Linked DNA regions of Mus musculus: all the other regions are linked to region 2. A link is a loop called in an ENCODE intact Hi-C map of the cell type or tissue named here. Cell type or tissue: heart. All regions are shown on one strand. Each heading gives the region's core, and the rest is flanking DNA. Links, peaks and the distances in the headings are about the cores only.

Evidence for each region. Hi-C counts contacts between places; a loop is a spot of excess contacts. Peaks named below come from ENCODE experiments on the same cell type or tissue, not always from the same donor. Only the 100,000 strongest peaks of a DNase experiment are listed, where the experiment ranks them.
Region 1: it touches region 2 in a loop (2.5-fold over the local background); 7 of 42 quality-filtered maps call a loop at or near these places.
Region 3: a loop joins it to region 2, with 3 times the contacts of the local background. A loop is called at or near these places in 7 of 42 quality-filtered maps.

What each region holds. Positions count from the first base shown.
Region 1 is chr2:4,590,356-4,597,233 of GRCm38, forward strand. Frmd4a (FERM domain containing 4A) reads left to right here. Exons shown (of 23, transcript NM_172475.3): 16 at 265-387; 17 at 4,184-4,412. It overlaps Gm13179 (a long non-coding RNA gene), which reads right to left and starts at 4,184. Exons shown (of 3, transcript XR_003953990.1): 1 at 1,415-4,184. In heart, for the core only: no CTCF peak of the experiment used is centred there; DNase peaks (open chromatin) are centred at 2,536 and 3,256.
Region 2 is chr2:4,537,988-4,546,187 of GRCm38, forward strand. All of the region lies in intron 11 of Frmd4a (FERM domain containing 4A), which reads left to right. Among named protein-coding and RNA genes, the nearest start is that of Gm39751, 28 kb to the left of the region's middle. In heart, for the core only: no CTCF peak of the experiment used is centred there; DNase peaks (open chromatin) are centred at 4,754 and 5,274; H3K27ac peaks cover 1,902 bases.
Region 3 is chr2:4,598,054-4,604,931 of GRCm38, forward strand. Frmd4a (FERM domain containing 4A) reads left to right here. Exons shown (of 23, transcript NM_172475.3): 19 at 3,062-3,302; 20 at 4,062-4,226; 21 at 5,324-6,198. Among named protein-coding and RNA genes, the nearest start is that of Gm13179, 7.0 kb to the left of the region's middle. In heart, for the core only: a CTCF peak has its summit at 3,461 (motif pointing left); a DNase peak (open chromatin) is centred at 3,288.

The sequences.
Region 1 (6,878 bases), core at 1,372-5,371, 51 kb after region 2:
TCTGAGATGGCTTCATTAGTTAGCTCATTAGTGGTCTTAACTTTGTGATCCTCCCCCGTCAGCCTCCTGAGTAGCTAGCTGGGCTGCAGATCTGTACTGTCAAGCTATCCCATGAAGCCTCATTTAAGCATAGTGCTTAATGCTAATGGGTCTTAGGTATGCATTGGACCTCTGCATCAGTTTGTGTGTCCTAGCTAAAAGGTAAGCATGTCCTCTGAGCTACATGATATACAACCTCTCTGAACTGCTCTTTTGCGCATGCAGGAACTCACAGGAAAATTGCCTGTGGAATATCCCCTGGATCCAGGCGAGGAACCACCTATTGTTCGGAGGAGAATTGGAACAGCCTTCAAGCTGGATGAACAAAAAATCCTGCCTAAAGGAGAGGTATGCTCCTCTCTCACTGGAGTCTTTCCCGTTGTCCCACTTGTATTATCCTTGTTTGTCCTTGTTGGGGTTGGTAGGGTCTCTGTAATTTCTTCATTGTTTCTAAATTCCCATATTTTCCCTTTTACCGTGTTTGGGTCAGCTGGCTAGTTGCTATCTGGTTTTCCTTGACAGGCTGAGTTTGCTTGCCTGAGTGTACATAGTTGGGTCTCTGTTGAGGTTGTTTATCTAATACTATAGTCTATTTGCAGGTGGTCAGTTACGGTTAGGGAGAACATCCCACTAGCATGCAAGTATCCATCTTAGTAGTGGCCTTTGATACTCCTGATCTTGCCTGATATCACACAGCCTCCATCGGCTTTGGAAAGGCTTACATGGAAGAAGGGAATTTCCAGCCACAGTTCTCATTGGCTGGGGAAGGACAGGAAGGACCTGCCCTCTACCATCTTAAGTCACATGGCTACTAACATCACAGCATGGACATGCAGCCTATGATTGTTCTGCCATGGCCTCAGCTGTCTCTATTTGGAAAAGCCATATTTCAACATGATTTTTATCTTCTTTGGATGGAATACTGGTGAGGGCTGAGACTGGAGAATTATATTGGAGGATAATCAAAGCTCTGCTGAGCATAGTGGCGCACACCTTTAATCCCAGCACTCGGAAGGCAGAGGTAGGCAGATCTTTGTGAGTTTCAGGCCATCCTAGTCTACATAGTGAGTTCCAGGACAGCCAGAAATATACAGTGAGATACTATGTCAAAAAAAAACAAAAACAAAAACAAAAAAGATATACAAACAAAAAGTATCCTGCCCTTGTGCAAGAGAAACAAAAGTCCAGGTTAACCTTCAGGCCTCTAGGTCTCCCCAAATTTCTTCTGACTAGAGCGACTCATTCATGCTGTGGTACACAGAAGACTCAAGAACACTTCAAGACACAGCCTAGCACGTTAGTTATTCTTGTTGCTGAAACAAAATGTCCTGACAAAAGCAGAAGGGGGAGGGGTCTCAGGGGAGGGTTGGTTTACTTTAGCTCACAGTTTGAGGATGCAGTTGCCTTGGTGGGCAGAGTGTGGGGCCGCAGGTTCACACTGCAGGGAGAGATGAATGCTGTCACTCAGCTCACTTCCTCCATCTCACAGAATGACATCACCCACACTTCCGGAGGTCTTCTCACTTCAATTACCTTAGTCTTGAAAATCTCTTGAGGACATTTGACAATTAAGAGTAACCACCACCAAGGGAAAGAAAAGCAAGGAAGGTATGTTTAGCCTTTAGAGAAAGACATTTTCCAAAGTCAGGTCAGTGGGAAGATAGAGGGCATGCTGAGGCCCGTGCCCGAGGCCCATGCCTTAGGCCTGCAGTCACAGACCCCTGCAAGGCTACCAGGCACCCAGAGCACTTCATCCAAAGTGATACCTAATCACGTCACTGCCTCTTCCATATGTTCAAGTTTGACTCTGACTTCGCTGGGTTATCACTAGGAATAAATGAGCTAGACAATCATTTCCCTGGACACTTACACATGCCTGATGCTCAGCAGACAACCGCTGGACGTAGAGATGTCAGAAGAGGCTTAGAGCACTGTGTGGTCAGGTGTCTGTCTTCCAGAGCTGGCTCCACTTCACAACCTAAGCTTTGAAAAGCATCCCATGTTTAGTGAGTGTCCTTTCATGCCTGGCTCGGGTTCCTGTGGTTGTAGTGTTTTCTACTTTTCAAGAAAGCCAACCCTAGGGCTCTGAGGATTCCTTGCCGGCCCCATTGCATCTTTCCGAACTTCATAACAGGAAGCAGATAGACTTCTGCAGCACTTCCTCCCAATGGAAAGAGTCTCACTCTTGTTCTGGGCTGCCCCAGTGCTCCTGGATGCTGGCTTTGCTTTCCTGGCCATACGACTATTTCTACAGACAATCCATTCAGTCTCATCCTTGATACTCCTGATCTTGCCTGATATCACACAGCTCCCATCGGCTTTGGAAAGATAGTCGTTGGACTATCAAGACTTGTTCTAGACGCCTGTAAACCTCAGGGTCAATGTCTTGGACCAAAGCTATCATACCCACCCGAGAACAGCTGCTTCAGGGAGCCCAGATTCACAGACTAGTCTTTGTCCCCGACTCACGGCTCTGGGCAGGAGTCCATATTGATATCCTTCTTCCTCTGAGCAAGCAAGTGCGGCCAGCACTGGAAGGATCTGGAAGGATTACTGTCTCTAAGTGGCCCTTTTCCTCCCACTCCTCCTTCCTGCTGCTTCTAGACTTGAAGTGCTCAAAAGCCAATGAAATCAGGCAGAGTGTTTGCCTTAGTAGGCCTCCCTACCCCACTCCACCCCGAGCTTGGCCTGTTGTGCTGAGAAGCATATTATTGGACCACCGTAATAGCAAGACATGTGGAATCCAGCAAACACAACAGTCTCTGCTTCCTTAGCTTTGTCATTCTCTGCCAAACCTTAATGTAACTGCAAATCACCTAGCACAAGATATGTGTTCTCTAATGGCTCTGTTGGGTACTGAGAAAAGAGAAGCCACTGTGTGGTTGTTATACATTTATGTAGTGTGGGCTTTATCTCCTATGAGTTCCTAGAACATGCCCAGGCTGCTAGCCCTTGCACTCACCCAATCAATACTCAAATTCTGGAATAATAACTGTTGCTGCTTAGAGCTAGCTGCAATGAAATGGTTTCCCTAGTTAGTCAGCTTACTTTTTCGTTACTATGACAGAATACCTGGCAAATGCAACTTAAAATAGAAAAAGGATTTGTTCGGACTCCTGCTCTCAGGGACTAGGATTTCACTCTGGAGCAGAGCCTGGAGGCGGGGCCTGTGGTGAGGGAGCAGAGCCTGGAGGCGGGGCTTGTGGTGAGGGAGCAGAGCCTGGAGGCGGGGCCTGTGGTGAGGGAGCAGAAACTAGAGGCGGGGCTTGGGGGCGAGGCTTGTTAAATCTTGGCATCAGAACAGGAACAGAGCTTGAGCAGGAGGCTGAGTTATCAACGCTAACCCTTCCCACCGTAACACATTCCAAGCCATCTCCTTCCAGCTAGGACTCACTTCCTAAAGGTTACCAAACTTCCCAAAACAGTACCAGCAACTGGTAGCCAAACGTGAGGGTTAGTTTACATCCAAAGCATACAAACCAGGGAAGAGACAAATCAAAGAAATGACTGCTTGATGCTTAAGGGGATTCTGCATTCAAGTACAAATCCTAACACACACACACACACACACACACATGCTCTTCCATGTGAGACTCATCTTGGTAAAAGGGCCAAAGGAATCAGTAGAGCTAGGAGGGAGTTACACAGGAAGGGGAAAGGGAGAGTCTGCAGCCTATCCAAGGAGAAGAGGTGGGGGAACTGGTTCTACCACCCACATCATCCTTGCCCCCTAGAGGGCCTAGAAGGGCCTTTATGAACATACAAGTGTGAAAAGAACAGTTAGGGCTTGCAGAAAGAGCTGCCAAAAGACACATAGGTGTGTGGGTGTGCATCCTAACACGAGGCACACAAAGATGTAGGACAGAGGGGGATATGTGGGAGGATCGGGAGATGTACATGTATGAACAACTCCCAGAGGACAGTGACATGATCCAGAGATCATGCTCCAAGTAGAAAAAGAAAATGATAGCTACTAGCAACGGTTCTGACTTTCCTCTAAGGCTTGGTCTTCATCAGCTCTTTTGTAGAGAAAGAAAGCCCCAAAAGTCTGTGGGCTGAGGCCTGGGCTAGAGGTGGGCAAGGTCGAGTCTCCTTGGGCAGCAGCATCTTCAGAAGGTGTAAGCATTGGTCTTCCCTCCCACAGGAAGCTGAGCTGGAACGCCTGGAACGAGAGTTTGCGATTCAGTCCCAGATCACAGAGGCCGCCCGCCGTCTAGCCAGTGACCCCAATGTCAGCAAAAAACTGAAGAAGCAAAGGAAGACCTCTTATTTGAATGCACTGAAGAAGCTGCAGGAGATTGAAAATGCAATCAACGAGAACCGCATCAAGTCAGGGAAGAAACCCACCCAGAGGGCTTCACTTGTCATCGATGGTCAGTGCCACCCACAAGCTCCTGCCCCGCTCCCAGACAACCAGGTCCTGTTAGGTCCTCCTCTGGATCCTTGCAGGCTCTAAGTAGCCTCTTACCCACACACCTTATGGTTTAATCCCTGGAAAGGGATGGGTAATGATGGGTGATTCATCATTAGGACGTTCCATCCTAAAGATGAATTGCAACTGGAGGAACAAATGAAAGGGTCCATACACAGAACCCCAATGTCACTTATGACACCTCTCTGGGGAACCTAGAATGAGCCAACTCTCTTCTTCGATGTCACCATGAACTAAGGAGGTTACTGTGATAGTCCAGCTGAGCCTCAAGATAGCGAAGGCTCTGCAGTTCTCAGAGACCTAGCCTCCTTTCCTAAGACTGGAAGGCAAAGTGCGTAGCCAGTGTATTGGAGTTAAGTCCTTCAGGCCACCATTCCGTACCCAGTCTCCTTCCCTCGGGCTGGTTCTACTACCAAGAGCTTCCTATCCCAAGCACTGTGGCCTGAAGGATTGGGCGGTACCTCGTGGATTGTCTGGAGTACGTGCTCTTATCCCAGCTCAGGGCTTCGGTGATGATGGAAAACCAGAATTCCCGCAAATCCACCCCAAGCATCAGGTCTCTCCCATGGTTACCATCTTTTCTTTTTCTCCAAGTCATTGAATTCTTGGTAATATATGTTAGAATTATCCGGAGGGCATGAATATTGAGAATACCACCTTAGTTCTAAGACAGAAACTGATATAGAGGTTTTCAGGCTCTTTCTGTGTCTCTGTGTCTGTCTGTCTGTCTCTCTGTCTGTGTCTGTCTGTCTGTCTCTGTCTCTGTGTGTGTCTGTGTCTGCCTGTCTGTTTCTTTCTTTTTTTTTTTTTCAAGACAAGGTTTCTCTGTGTAGCCCTGGCTGTCCTGGAACTCACTCTGTAGACCAGGCTAGCCTTGAACTCAGAAATTCGCCTGCCTCTGCCTCCCAAGTGCTGGGATTAAAGGCATGTGCCACCACGCCCGGCTGCCTGTCTGTTTCTGTGTGTGTGTGTGTGTGTGTGTGTGTGTGTGTGTGTGTGTGTGTGTTTGTGTGTGTTTCATAATGGGTGCAAGGTTTCAGTCTGGGAAATGAAAGCCCCGTCCAAACAGAGGATGTGTGGTGTGGTTGTATAACCATGTTGCTGTACTTAAGTCCCATGAACACTTAAAAGGGATGAAAATGATAACCGATGTTATGTATATTGTAAATATATTGATACAGATCTGTCCCCTAGAAATGTGGGTATACTAAAGAACCAGTGGTGGGCTGGAGATTACAAGATACCAAGGCCTGTCTCCTTGCAGTTCACCTATCAAACAATAGGGAAAAGATGGGTTCACAGTTGGGAGGGACAGGGCTGACCATCAACTGATGGTCACTCTAGGTCCTTTCACTCTAGGATGTGCCTGCCGCCATTCTGTGTCTTACTCTGCTGCCCTTTGCCCCACTTTCTAGCAGGGCTACAGTGAGTCGGTCCCTCTTCCTCATCGCCTCCTTTGGGGCCTCCTTGAAGGCATTTGAACCTCCCTGTTCTGTAGAATCACCTAGAAGCAGCGTCAGAGCTATGTCTGGGAAGAGCAGCCTGGGGCGGGAGGGGGGGGGGGGCTGTCTCACCAGGTGGCCTCGGGGCGCCCATTCACAGGCCTGCCCGAGTGACGGCTATTTTCTTGGGTCTGCTGGCAGGCAGCACTGGCTTATAAATCATCATTTGTGCCAGTTTCGGCTTTCTTCCACGCAAGCCTCCAGCCATTTTTGTTAACTGCTCGAGAATCTGCCTTGCCGCCACAGTGAAGTAAAGTCTTCATCACAGAGGCCTGTCTGTGTTAGGAGTGAGCAAGCTCCTTAGGGCCTCAGAAAAGCCTGAACTCAGCATCTGAAGGACTTGGACCTTTGCTAACATCTCCCAATGAACAGGATTGTTTCAGACAAACCCATCTTTCCTGGGAGTACCTCAGTTTGCCCAGTGGGAGGGAGGATCCTTTTACTGTCTCTCTCTCCAGCATGTTCCTAATTGAATGGTGACTATAAAAATAAGCTTCAGAGAGATGGAGTCTGTGTCTAGCAGGCTTGTTTTCTCTCCTAATCACTTAAGTTCATTGGGAAACCATTTATAACCATGTGGGCAAAACTGAGTTCCCTCCCCTGGTTTCGGATCTGTTGAATAACAGCTGCTCCCTTCTCTGGTTTGGCTGGTACTTGCCCTGAGTTTGTTCTAGAACAATGGCGTGGTTTAGCTGGATCCTACCTCCTTTCTAGGACAGACTAAGCCATAGCATCTGGTGACCAAGAGCCTAAGAACACAAAGACAAGGGACCATTGCAGAGCCAGGGCCCACTGCAGAGCCAGGGTGGGGAGGATGGCCCTCCTCCACCAGACTGTCAAGGGAAACACCCAACAGCATCTTTATGTTTCAGGGCTTCTTCCTTACTGATGCAAAAGAGATGGGA
Region 2 (8,200 bases), core at 2,260-6,259:
CTTCTGTATCTGTGACTAGGACAGAAACTTATCTAGGCTGACCACACTCTATGCACATCTGGGCTGACCATACTTTATGAAGTTGGCACTTGTCCTGTTAGTTGCCTTCTTCATTGAATTTATATGGGGAAATAGTGTGGTAGAAAGAATTTCACTCACTTGATCAGTTCCGTTCCAAGGACAACGATGGAGGAGCTTTGTGTGGCAAGCTCCAAAACCTCTCTGTTTTCCATTCACACACAAGAAATCAATGGTGCCCCAGCCCCAGCCTGCAATCCTGTACCCCATCCTCACTTTGTCTCTCCTGGTACTTTTCTCCGCCTGGCCTCTCTAATGCTTTCCCTGAGTTTTCTTCTCCTTCACCCAACCCCTTCCTCTCCAGCCAGCCAGATGGATCCTTTATGTTTTCTTTTACTTGGAAATGACAAACACACCCCCATCACCTTTCACAGACTCCTGGTTGCAATCTGTGCAGCTCTGCTTTGTCCTCTTTGGACACAGAAAGCTAGGGGGGCAGGGGGATGTAGCTTTTGACATTGTCAGTAGTGTGCTTGATGGACACCCAAGGAACTGTAGTGAGTAGTAGGCACTTAGGTATTCAGTTGGAGCTTAAGAGCATTGAGAATTTCCAAAGCTTAATTGAACCCAGGCCAGCATGGCTGAGACCCACAGTAGAATTCAGTCTTGCCCTCTAAGCAGTCTGTCAACGGCTCTCAGCGTTGTGAGCTGTTCAGTTCACCATAGTCGTGTGCAGGAGAATTTTTTCTTACTCTCTCTTAAGTGTAATTCTAATGAAAGTAATACAATAGCCCTTGATAAATGCAAAACACCAGAGAGACACATAACATGGGCTCAATAAATCTTTATTAGTAAGACCCGGTTTGGTTTCCAGTGCTCACAGAAGGTTCTTAAAGAAAAAAAAAAAAAAAAGAGTTATCAGCAGAGCATCAGCGGAGAGGGAAAGACTGACAGTTGGATCCCAGAAAAGTCACCAGCATTCATAGAAATCCCTGGGAGACAGGCTGCTGATGATTGGGTGGTCTCAGGTACAATCTGGGGGTCCTTGGGAAGTGAGTGCTGAGTATAAAGTTAGGGAAAGTACTTTCAAAACCCCATCAGGCCAAGTGACACCTCTTCTTCATCAGCTGTGTGTATGGTGTGTGTGTGTGGGGGGGGGGGGGGGGTTCCATGTGTCTAAGATGTTCGTGGGGCTCAAGGGCCAAACTGAAGAGTGCACAAGAGCCATAGTTGTGAAATCCTACCTACCAGGAGACTCGGGGAGGAGTCCTTTTCTTTTTACAGGACATCATTAGCATCACAAATCCTCTTTTTGTTGCTTGTAGGAAATATGAGAGGCTCTAAGCAACTCAGAGCTTTGGAACAAGTGCTAAAGATGCACACACCTGGCAGAGAGTTAGCATTGCATGTTTGCATATAAAGCCATCCAAGTCCCTCCTTGGTGACTCCAGAGCACCGAGTGTCAGAAACTCTCTGGGTCCACCCTGCCTCTCTCTGACCTTCCACTATACATGTAGAAAGCATTGCAAGGATACCCACAGGTGTCTGGAAATAGCCATGGTCTATCACGACACCCCACCCCCACCCCTACCCCCCACCCCCATCTCCATCCCCCCATACACCCCCCCATGCTTCCTGTACTCCAACTTGTGAAAAGGTGGTCAGGCAGAGCAGGTGTGGCTGCATCCCTAGATACTGAGAGCTGGAGTGTTCCCAAACACAAGAGGACGAGTGAGCTACAGGAGGGATGGCCTCCAGGTGGTAGCACGCCCTTCTGGCACTGGGGCCAGGTACATCTTCACCACCTTAAACCTCCAGGGGTGCTCAGGGGATGATCAGTGCCAAGATCTAAGTACCCAGGGGCATCTGTGGCAAGAACTGCCTCTCCTGCCCAGGCAGCTCTACCCACCCAGCAGTAAACAGAAGCCCTCACTGACACTCTGACCGACTTACAGCAGCTGTCACGTGGCACCATCATACTGAGCGCCAGCCTTCAGGTTGAGGCAATGGCGATGTTAGGCACTCCCTTTCTTTGAAGGGCTGAGGGCTCTCCCATGCCACCTGTGAGCATCCATACAGGCGCGTTCCCATAGGGCTCATGAAAAATGTCTCCCTAAACCCTGAGAGTCCAGAGGTAATGGCCATCTCAAGTCAGACAGACAGTAGGTTGGTCCTAGTTCTCTGGGGGAGATGCAGTTCACCGTTCTGGTTTCAGTATCTACCCTATGTCAGAGTCCCACTCTGAGTAGCTTTGGAAAAGTGAACTGCAAAGTGGGAGGGGGAGGGGCAGCTAGGCTGGGGTAAAAGAAAGAGCTATGCTTCCTGCTGTTCATAACCCACAATGCAGGACCTGGATCTCTCCAACAAGCAGATTCTTCTCTTCCTAAGTACAGTTCTGAGCTTCATTTCAAAACGTTTCTGAAAAGCCAGGTGGGTGCTGAGTCACAAGCCCATAACCCCAATACTCTGACTGCGCAGCTGTAGGTCATCCAGGGCCACATATCAAGATCCCATCTCAAAACAAAACAAAACACCCAAAAATAAAACAAACACAGAAAGCAAACAAAATTTAAATGTAAAGCAAAACAAAAACAAATTTCTTTTCTAGCTTCCACTCCCCCAAGCACAGCCCTGGTGTGCTTTGTCGGAAACAGTAAGGCACGTCGGGGCTTTTCAGACTTGTGTCTTGTCTTTCGAATGTGTTCAGAAAAAAATCAAAAGTTCTAAATGAAGACAGGGTAGGAGCCTGGAGGCAGGAACTGAAGTCGGGGAGCTGCTTACTGGCTTATTTTCCATGGCTTGCTCAGTGTTCCTTCCTATACACCAAGACCACCTGCCCAGGAGTGGAACAGCCCACAGTAAGCTGGGTGTTCCCATACGGCTCATTAATCAAGGAGGTGCCATAGGCAATTTGATGGAGGTGTGTTCTCATTCGAATGGTGTCTTCCCAAATGACCCTAGCTTGTGTGAAGGTGACAAAAACCGCTCAGCACAAATGCTGTGCAGAGAAGACTCAACCCCCAAATGCCCTAAAGTATCAGCAAATGGGATTTAAAAACAATGAAATCTGCCACGGGTGTGCATTCCCTTCTGCAACGCTCCTTGCTTGTATGTATGAGGTCGTGTATAAAGACGAGGCAGAACCCCCAAAAGTTGCCGAGAATACATTATAACATGTCCTGTGAGCTTTTGCAGACACCCTCCACCCACTCTCAGGAAATATTGCTTGCATCCTTGACCCAGTGAAATTTTCCCTTTTACCTTCCACCAGCCTCGCAGATTTCAGCTCCTGCCAATCATCACATACCACATTCCAATAAGAAACATCCCTTAGCTAATATCACTCTTGCCAATGGGCAGTTGTCCTGGATATCTTTGTTATGATGTAGAATCAGAGGAGGGAATGACACACATACACACATGTACACACATGTACACATCTGTCTTGGCTTAGCAATAAAAGTGAACAACGAGAGGATCATGGAGACCAAAGGTCACCCCGCCTCTCCATAGGTTATGGTCTCCTGCTTCCTCCCAGCTGCTAACCACCTTTAACATTTGTGTAGAAATAACTCACTGCCTAGGTTGCTCTTGACCTCCGGATTAATGAAATGGTACCCAGTGGACATTTGGCCCTGAGGGTCAATATCAGCCTACCTCTTAGTTTGCATTTGTGGTCAAGTACTGAGACTTTTAGCACATCAAAACCTGAAACCCGCCCAGCAGCAGTGACGCTGGCTGTCACAGCATTCTGCCAGTTATGCTAGTAGTAAAAGCAAGAGTATTTTTTTTCTTTCTTTCTTTTCTAAAGCATGTGAATGCAAAAATAAATGCCATATTTCCGAATGGTCTTGTTGATTCAGCTGGCAGCATCAAGGTCTTAGGGGGCATAAATAGGTCTGTCTCCCAAGGAGCTCCCTGTAAAGAAGAGATCCTCACATTCCTTAGATCAAAGCCTGAGGGAACAACAGCTGCTTTAATCTCCGTGACCATCAGACCCTTCTGTGCAGCCCCAGTCACAGAGGTGTGGGTTAGTTGTGGCTAACGGCTCAATTTCATTACCGGGATCAGGATTTGTGTGAAATCCTTCTGTTTTGCAACCATCAGACCTGTGGACAGACTGACCCTCTGGCCGTCAGAAGCCACGATAAGAAGAAAGCAGAAAATACTAACTCAGTGGGGCTTTGAGACAGCCCAGGGTGAAATGTGAGCCTCAACAGACACCTTCCTATAGAGGCAGTGCTCATTAGCCACAGATCAGCACTTGCGATTCTATCCTTGCCATGTGTATTGAATGAAAGCTATCCTTTGGGAAGGGACTGGCCAGTCAGGCCTTGTTACATATTCAGTAGACAGCATTTACTTATTTATTTGATGTGCACTTAGGGGGGCTTTTATGTCTGCTTAGATGCACAATTAGAAGCACTCCCAGGTCCCTTCCAAGGCATTAGGAGGAGGAATCCAAGTATCTGGAGCATCCGGAGCAGCCAGCGTGGCTTCCTAAGAGCCCTGAGAGTAGTTCAGAGACAGGGCCGGTGGCTCCAGTATTTGATGGGTTCTTGTCACCTCCCCCAGATGAGTAAAGATTTTTTTTTATTCTATTAGATGATGAGACAGGAAGCGAAAATAATATTTACAGGAAATATTCCATTAGCTATGAGCCGGCTCCCAGGGGGATGGCTCTGCTCAATGACTCAGAGCGATAAGGATGCTGCTCCTCGCTGACTTGGTCCAGCTTCTGTTTGGGCAGCTTTGACTCATTGCTGGCTGCAGAGCCCTCTAACTTTGCCTGTCCCTGGCTAGGTGCCTTGCTTCTCCCAGCTTGTCTGTTCTCCTTGGAAACCACACCTCTATACACACCAGAGGAAGCTCTAGTTAATGTGTTTAGCATTCTTTGCAGCCTTCCTCCTTCACGGTTCAGGATCAAAGAGCCACCCCTTGTCTATCGTTGCTTAGATCATAATGCTAAGCTGAGTGGGCCTGCAAAGGCTCAGTGCCTATGGCTGACACTGGTCCTTGCAGTGGGTCAGCAGGGAGAGCTAGCCTTAAAGCTGTAGAGCAGGTACGTAGAGGAGATGGATGGGGGAAGGACAGAAGTTACCAGAATGACTCCAATCCAGGAACAGTGGCTCAGACCTGGAACCCCAGCACTTGGGAAGCGGAAACCTGGAGTTTCAGGCCAGCCTTGGCTACAGAGCAAGACCCTGCCCCCATCAAGGGCTGGAATGTGGCTCAGAGGTTGTACGCTTGTCTGGCATGGCCACATACACACACACACAAGTGCTTTTTAAACCAGCAACCTTTGCCAAAGTGAATGATGGGAATTTGTTCACATCTGGTGTGGGGCTGGGGAGCTGTGGCTCATTAGCCTCTACGCGTCCCTTTACTGTGACGTGGTAACTGAAAGGCACAGACAGGATGGATGTAACCCAGTTGTCTCCACCTTGAGTGAGTTCACTTCTCCAAGACTCTCCCACTGTCAAGATGAGGGAGCATATACCCTTGGCACAGCAACCATCATTACAGTCTCATCTGCCCTTGGCTTAGCAAGCATCATTACCATCTCTTTTATACTGAACCTGACAGGCAGACAGAAGCACAAACAATGCCCCTTTGTTAAGGGGAGATTGCTTCCTCGGTTATTGAGTCTGGGAACCCAGGGTCCCTCTGTTCCCACAGGTTACTGGGGAGCCTCTTCTGAGCATGCCCAGGGCACCAGCTCATGTTGCACTCTTCTGGGAAGAGTGTTCCTATCAGCCTGTTGCTACCTTTGAGAAAAACATTTGTCTTTGAGCAGAGAAAAATCTCACATTGTCTCACATAGGTGGATAAGTTTGTTTTGTTTTGAGATAACAACTCACTAGATAACCAAGGCTGGATTTGAACTTACCATGTAGGCCAGGCTAGCCTCAAACTCTAAATCATCCAGTCTCACCTGCCCATGTAGCTGTGACTACAAGCTTGTGCTACCTACCATACCTGGCTCCTGTGTGTGTGTGTGTGTGTGTGTGTGTGTGTGTGTGTGTGCACCTGCACAGGTGTCAAAGGACAACCTCCAGGGTCATTCCTCAGACACTTAACCTTTTCCTCTTGAGACAAACTCCCTCACTGCCCTAGAATTCCCTATGTAAGCTACACTGGCCATCCAGCAAACCTGCCTGCTTTGCCTCCACGGTGCTGAAATAAAAACATACGACACTACCACACCCTGCTCCCCCCATATGGGTTCTGGGGACCAAACTCAAGTCCTTATATCTGCAAGGGAAGCACATTAGCAACTGATCTATCTTTAGCCTGAGAACACCAATTTCTAGATAGATAACCCCATGTCTACCTTAAACTGTTCTCTGTATGAACCAATGCCCAAGCCAGATCTGATTAGATGGCTAGGGTAGTTTCCTTCCCCATCTGACATGTCTGTTGTGGCATGTGGTCTCCCTGGGTCCATAAACTTCCTATTCCAATGCCTAGTCTCCTAGACATCTTGTCCTCCCTGGCCCTACAGCACGTGCACCGACACCGAGAAAGACCATATAAATAGCCACATTGATGGTGTGGACAGTAGGGGTCAAACAGGACACTGGGTATTTATAACACTCAAATAAACACCCAGACAGACAACATAGCAGCGCCCATGAGACTGGCAAGCTTCTGAACTTTGCGGACAGATTCCCACTACTCTGGGAGCCCTGTTGACCCTGGATGCAATTTGAAGGAAGCAAATTAAAACCAAGTGCTCCAGTTGGATCCCAGATCGCTGCAGGGGAGCATTCAGTAGCCCCACTCGTGCCAAAAGAGCCACAAACCAGTGGTAACTTCTAAACTGACTTTGTTTTTCTGGCTCCAAAACCAGTGACTTCTCATGGAATAACAAGAACATCTAACCCACTGGAACACCGCTCTTTTATCTCACACCGTTACTTGATGTGTCTCTCCTTGCCCCTTGATAAAGCCACAGGCAGTCTTTTGGCTCCACTGGTAATCCCCACATGGTCAAAGTCACACAGCCACATGAAGCAGCTAAACAAGTTTCTATGGAGACAGTAATTGGTCGAGAGAGATGCTCCAGCAGTTAAGAGTGCTCGATGCTCTTGCCATTATCAACGTTCAGTTCCCAGAGCTATGTCAGGTGGCTCACAAACCGCCTGTAACTTCAGCACCAGGAGATCTGACAGCTGCTTCGCTTCCCCTGAGTACCTGTTCGGATATGCACATACATAAATCAAAGTAAAATAGAGATTCTTTTAAAAATTAAATTATCATGTTCAGTCCCAAGAGATGCTAAAAGATTCCATGTTAGTCAGCTTTTGGGTGCTATAACAAAACACTTACAAAGATGAAGCCCTTTATACAATCGTTATACAAAGACCGAGCTCGTAGCTTTCGAGGTTCAGGCTGTGAGCAGTTGGTGCTTTGGCTTTGAGGCCTGTTGCAAGATGAAAACCACAGTGGGAAGTGCATGGCAGAGCAAACTCACTAACCTCAGCCACAAGACACAAAGCAGAGGAAGGGAGAGGGCCAGAGCCCCAAAATCCTCTCCAGGGGCCTGCCTACTGCCAGTGACCTAATGTCTTCCCGTGTGTCTCCTTCCTAAGGATCTCACAGCCAACTCTCAAAGGCGCCACCCTGGTGGCCAAGCCTTTAACACAGGGGCCACTGAGGAACATTCAATATCCCAAGTGTAAAGGGGGGTGAGATGGCTTACTAGGTAAAGGTGCTCCCAACCGATCCCCAAGACCCACATGGTAGGCAAAGAGCCCTGACTCTTGCATAATTTGCTTTGAGCTTCACACAAACGCTGTGGCATATACAGGTCTCACACACACACACACACACACACACACACACACACACACGTGCATAAATAGGAACTAGATAAATAAATACATTAAAATTTTAAAACATACAGATCCAATGTATAGTAGTCGTAATGTGCAGTCTCTCCCCTGTCTACTGAGTTCTGCCTGCTGTGCTGCAGTCTGTGAGTAAAGAATTGAAGGATCACCTGACCATAAGGCTTCAGGTGCATATGGAGAAAACCATCGGGCACCCCCACTGACATAGACATAGAGTCTATGACATTGACATAGAGTGTCTTATTGGCCTGAAGCTCGCCAGCTAGGTAAGACTGGCTAGCCAGCAAACCTGCCTCCATCTCCCTAGACCCAGAATTTCAAGGGTG
Region 3 (6,878 bases), core at 1,372-5,371, 59 kb after region 2:
AGTTCTCGTTTGTTCTCTCTCTCTCTCTCTCTCTCTCTCTCTCTCTCTCTCTCTCTCTCTCTCACACACACACACACACACACACACACACATGCACACACACACACACTGGGAAAGAGGCAGACATTTATTTGGGTTACACAGCAAAGTTTGGGCCCTACTGGAAGGGTCTGAGTTATAGGAAGGACTTGGTCTATCCTCTGCTCCTGAGACAAGAGTGAGAATGTCCCTTTAGCAACACAGACAGTCTTGGAAACTGTTATTGTTTTATTTCCTGTTGAATTCTCAAACCTGGCAACTGCCAAGGGATATTTTCTTGGTCGGTCTTAGAAAAGGAGTTGGAAGCCCCTCCCACCCCTACAGAAGCAGGCGGTCGAGACTTAGACATTTCTGAAGCTCTCCCTATGGTTGCTAAACCAATACATTGGACAAGGAGAACACTAATTATATGGAAATCTATTACCTGGTAGTTAATTATTTTTGCCCTCTAGGAAAACCTCAGGCACCCAGTGGTAAGTGGCTATTCAGACAGAAAACATGAAAGGCCTACCCAAGTCACAGTAATAATGATAATTGCCGTAATAATAATAATTGCTCTTGATGTGGGAAAACCTAGGGAATAGCTACCCAGTTGTCTTGCCCTTGCTATTAGAAATCAGATTGTTGAGTTTGACTGTCTGCTGCATTAAGTGGGTGGGGAGGCCGTGGTGTTCCATGAGAACACAGAGGCCTGTTTGGAATATGAGGCCCTCCCTGGCCTAGCATTGATCAATGTCACCCTGGTCTGCCAAGGAAGGAACAAGCTAGTGGTGTCCCCTTGTACTAGGAGTTCCCAGGGTTATATGTAGTCATTAGCTAGTTTTGAGACATCATGATAACAGTTTTGCCCAACGTCCTGGGCCTCCGACCTCCTGAGAGCTAGGAGTGCCTCCTCCAATGTCCTGTGTTCCTACTTGCGGTTCTCCTCTCACCTCCTAGAGACTCCTCCTGTCTGATTTGAAGGAGTAGCAGGCATAGACCAGAACATATATATCTGACCTTTGAATTTTGGTGACTGAGAATTAAGCTATGAAAATCCGAAAAGTTGAAAATGGATGTAGGATTCCATGAGTGGTTGGTGGTGAAATTTCCCTCTAGCCCTCCTCCCCCTCCCTGTGAACACTGGGCATTTCCTCTCTTCCCAAAGCCACCTACCACCAAATCTCTTCATTAAACCCTCCTCCTGTCTGTTGTTGATTTTCCCAGGGTCAAAACTGCAAGAATAACAGTTCTAAAACAGGATTTTCACCCTGGCACATCTATGCTTATGTTAAGAAAGTTTTCTTGTAGCTTTCAGGTCAAATCTCAACTCCCTGTCTGGAATTCAAGGTCCCACACTATCTAGGCACGCTCCGAATTTCTCCTCCCTCCCCTTGTCTCTCTGCCCTCTCCTCCGCTGTGTAGAAGAACCTGCTACTACACCTAGCCCCTCACCTCTAGATTTCTACTCAGTTTCTGTCCTTCTCTGCCCCATAGTTCATTGCTTCCAGATAGCGCCTCTGGGGCTTGGTTGAGGATTGATGTTTATGATTGGACCAGGTCCCAAGGAACTCAGTATGGTATTAAACCCACTGTATAACAGAAGTTGGCCTTGAACTGCCGATCTGCCTGACTCTGTCTACCAAGGGCTAGAATTACAGGCAAGAGTCACTGTGCCTTATGAGACATCTGCCTTCTTTGGCTAAATGGGTTTGCTTCCTTTGGAAGCCATCCAGCATACAGATGTGCGAAATTGCACTCCAGAGATGGTGGAGGTAGGGTACTATTTTGACTGTGCTGCTGGGTACTTGGGGGATAGGGGCAGGGCATATTGCTTGTGCACTAGCTGGACTGGGGGAGGGAAGCTTAGCCTGGTGGAGGTGAGTGCAGTGCTGGCAATGATCACATTCTGGAAGAGAACCGTGAGGTTTATGGGGGTGGGGTGGCTACTTATGCCTCTGGGGAGGTAGCCAGGGTCTCTGGGGTGAGGTCTGTGTGGCCTGTACCAGTGACCAGGACAGGGGTGTTAGAAGATGCTTCATTTATATACTCAGGTGTTGGGGGAGGGGGACTTATAAGGTCAAACAAGGAGTGAAGGCTGATAACTGTCAGGATAATAAATTCTTACTAGGGTTGTTGTGGCCGGAGCTGGCTTTATGGCTCCAGGTTGAGACTGGGGAGATAGCCAACCCCTGCTGGCCTACCTTTGAGGTATCCAGGTTTGAGGCTCCCTGGACCCTTCTTCCTCTGTAACCCTGGGCCATCAGGGTCCCAAAGGACTGGGACCCTCTTCCTCTAAAACACCTTGAGCCGAGCTGAGGCTATAGCTCAGTGGAGAGCCTCACAAGAGGCTCTGGGCTCCACTCCGACATCACAGATTAAATATGCCAGGATAGATTATAGGAAATTTAAGAAGCTTGTGAGGGAAGCATGGATGGTAGAAGGCGGATCTGTCAGCACTTAATCATACCTCACAGATATACTTCCAATTCAGGTTTTTCCTCCAACAAATATTTATTGAGTACCTACTGAATGCCAGCTGTCATTTTAACCCTGAGGACACAGGGATTAACAGAGCAGATAAAATCCTCAAGAAGGTTAACTCCCCTCCCCCCAGAGCAAAGGAGATCTGTTTAGTGTCTCTCCAAACATACGTCATGGCATAGCTCCATGATAGAGCACTCGCTTAGCATGTCTGAGGCCCTGGGCTCATTTCTTAGCACCAAATTTAAAAAGGAAAAGTTAGAACGTAATACTTCATTTGCCTGATTAATATGAAGCAATCACTTGTTGGTGACACCAAATCCAACTCAGACTTTATTCGCACTTAACCAGACGTGACAGCGGTGCCCTTCACATTCAGTTAAGCCTGCAGTCTGGGCTCTGCCTTGACCTGGATTGACCCCAGTGTGGGAGGGTCACAGAGCCCTGGCACATATGTGAAGTGTAGCTCCAAGGCACTGACATGGTGTGTTTGGGCAAAGGCTCCATCTCTTGTGGAAATAATGTCTCTGATGAGTTCTTCCTCCTCCTGTCCATGCAGAAGACTCTCAGGTTACCAGCACAATATCCCCCTTACAGTCGCCACACAAGGGACTCCCTCCTCGGCCACCTTCATCACACAACAGGCCTCCTCCCCCACAGTCCCTGGAGGGACTCAGGCAGCTGCACTATCACCGTACCGACTATGACAAGTCACCCTTAAAGCCCAAAATGTGGAGCGAGTCATCTTTAGATGAGCCTTATGAGAAGGTGAAGAAACGCTCCTCCCACGGCCATTCCAGGTGAGCTACATTGGGACACCCAAATGAGGTCCCCGGATATGCTCAAACAGAATCAAAGGCTTGCCCCACATTAGAACCTACAAATATTGCCAAAGGATACTCTTTTCCTTCCTGGAACTCACAGTTCAGCTTTGCGCACAAAGCCCTCTGCTGGCAAACCCCCAGAAGTACAGATTTGTCATCTGAAGGTAGGGAGGGGGGAAGAGGGGAGGAAAGGGTTTGGCTCATAGTCAACCTGTTGGCAGATGGATTTAATGCTGTTACATTTCACAGGAATTAATTAGGAAATTGTAGCCAGCAGCATTCCAGAATGGCAAAGGAGAGCCGGATCTGAGGATCCTCAGGGTGGTATAGAACCCTATACGATCTTCCCGCAGAGTTCTGGAGCCAAGCAGCTGAAATGCAAGCTGCACACATTATCAGCTCATTGCTTGGTTAATATCAACGTCGTAGAGAGGATTATCTGGAAGACATTTAGGCCCGCTTCTGTTTTCCTCATGTTCCTTAATTAGCTCCAGAGGGTACCCTAGCAGGTACTGTATCTTGTAAAACAATGCTTGTTAAGGATGAAGGCTCCAGAGAATAGTCACCCTGTGCTTAACTTCGAGGAGTGGAGGGGGGGAGGTGGGATAGTGAGAGCTGGAGTCCCGGGCAAGCTCTCCCTGCAATTAGATCTACTGTCCCAAGCTAGTCAGCCCCTACCAACGCTGCCACATGGTATTCGTGTGATCAGCATGGCTTCCCTCTTCTCGCTTGCAGCAGCCACAAGCGCTTCCCCAGCACAGGAAGCTGTACCGAGGCAGGAGTAAGCAGCTCCTTGCAGAACAGTCCCATCCGAAGCCTCCCACATTGGAATTCCCAGTCTAGCATGCCATCCACCCCAGACCTGCGCGTCCGGAGTCCCCACTATGTTCATTCCACAAGGTGAGTCTGCTGGGCCTTTAGGCCACCTGCCTTTCTGGGCCAGACCCTGGTGTAGTAAGACATCATTGGCTCCAATCTAGCCCAGTTAACAGGGGAGCTAAGGTCCACTTTACCCTGGACACTCAATATAGTCAACTCTATCCATATCCAGGGACTTGTGGGGCCAGAGAGCCCCAGCCTTCTGAAGACAGGTAACAAGGATCCTAGTAGGAGTGGAAACAGGAAAACTAGCCCAGTTAAGGTGGGAGAGTGCAGCAGCCATAGACACCCCAGGCTAACCTTTGCTCTACCCTCCGTTCCTCATATATCTTTCTCATGAGGTCTAAAATCTATTCTGGACCCACTTTAATGCCTCAAGGTGTACATTTATAGTAACCAAAAGAAATGAACCGAAAAATAGACTTCCCTGAATCATATCCCTTCTCTAAGAGGTAAAGCTGCATCACAGAAGGTCACTGGTGAGGGTGATGTAGTACACTTCTGCCTGGATGTGGCCAAGAGTCGCTAGGAATTTGCATAAGACCTCCTATTGCTGGGTTCTATCACCTTCCTCTTGTTGATATTGATGGATTGGAGGCAAAGTCTTGGTACTACTGGTAGATAAGTGTATCGTTCATGTTTAGGGGTTCCATGTTTCACCAACCCTCCATTTTAGAATACTCACAAGAAACAGCCATTTAGGTACGTTGGCTTTCATTTCAGAGGAGTCTTTGGTTCAATCACGAGAGGACCTCTGTTAGACCTTTTGGTTGTTAGTTTTGTTTTTGTTTTTTTGTTTTTTATTACCTACAATCACTATTTTAAAGGGGTTAGTGTAATGCTTAGAACATAGGAATTTGCTTCTCTATCAATAGCATCATTTTCTTAAGAAGCAAAAGCCCTCAGACATTGGTCAACACATTTCATCCACTCCCTAGGTGCCACGTGGATTCCAGAGATTCTTAGCTCCCTTCCTCACCTGGTACCTAGGGAAGAACCTGGCTTTCCAGGGGCAACCTTGCTGGGCTCTCCCATTGGTAGAGGCCCTGAGCCTGGCCTGTGGCTTTTGTGGGACCCTTTGATCCAGGACTCTAAGACCAATCCTGTCTCCCCAACAGGTCAGTGGACATCAGCCCCACGAGACTGCACAGCCTTGCACTGCACTTTAGGCATCGAAGCTCCAGCCTGGAGTCCCAGGGCAAGCTCCTGGGCTCGGAGAACGACACCGGAAGCCCCGACTTCTACACCCCGAGGACTCGTAGCAGCAATGGCTCAGACCCCATGGACGACTGCTCGTCCTGCACCAGCCACTCGAGCTCAGAGCACTACTACCCAGCACAGATGAACGCCAACTACTCAACGCTGGCTGAGGACTCGCCGTCCAAGGCGCGGCAGCGACAGCGGCAGAGGCAGCGGGCAGCAGGCGCCCTGGGCTCAGCCAGCTCTGGCAGCATGCCCAACCTGGCGGCCCGCAGCGGGGCTGCAAGCACTGGAGGTGGCGTGTACCTGCACAGCCAGAGCCAGCCCAGCTCTCAGTACCGCATCAAGGAGTACCCACTATATATCGAGGGCAGTGCCACACCCGTGGTGGTACGCAGCCTGGAGAGCGACCAGGAGGGCCACTACAGCGTCAAAGCGCAGTTTAAGACCTCCAACTCTTACACAGCTGGCGGCCTGTTCAAAGAGAGCTGGCGCGGGGGTGGCGACGAGGGGGATGCAGGCCGCCTTACACCATCTCGGTCTCAGATCCTGCGGACTCCTTCGTTGGGGCGTGACGGCGCCCACGACAAAGGCTCCGGCCGTGCCGCCGTGTCTGATGAGCTGCGCCAGTGGTACCAGCGCTCCACAGCCTCGCATAAGGAGCACAGCCGTCTGTCACACACCAGCTCCACCTCCTCGGACAGCGGCTCTCAGTACAGCACCTCTTCCCAGAGCACCTTCGTGGCGCACAGCAGGGTCACCAGGATGCCCCAGATGTGCAAGGCCACGTCAGGTGAGAAGGTGGTGGGAGGCAGGTGACCTGGGTAGGCTGAAGGTTGCCTAGACTTCACAGTCAAGAAAAGGAGTCACTTATTCTGGAGGCCTTGCTGTGAAATGTGGGAAGCCATGGTCCTTATCCCAACCCAGGTCTGTCTTCCTTCCTTCCTTCCTTCCTTCCTTCCTTCCTTCCTTCCTTCCTTCCTTCCTTCCTCCCTCCCTCCCTCCCTCCCTCCCTCCCTCCCTCCCTCTCTCCCTCCCTCCCTCCTTCCCTTAACACTCTTCCTTCGCGTAGAGTGAGCATTTCTTTTAGCTTTTCCAGTTAAGGACAGAAAGCCATGTGAAGTCAGGTCAGAGGGTTTATCCTGCCAAGGGTGCAAGAAAGATTCTAGTAGGTTAGAGTCCCAAGTTCTAACCTTGCCAAGAAAGGTTGGGATGAAAGGTCGGGCTTGGATCTTGAGGCCCTGGGAAAAGAAGTGTTTGCTCTCTGAACCTGAGAGCTGCATCTGCTTAGGTAACCTGGCTGCTCCTGGCTTTTCTGCTGCTACTTTCAGGGTCTTTGATGCTGTGTCACACTGAGGTTTGAACCTAGACGTTCTCTATGAAATGATAATGCTCATAACTGATGTTAGTTGAGCATTTACCTTTGCTAGATCAGTGGTGGTCATCTGTAACTCATACCACTCAGAGAGTAAT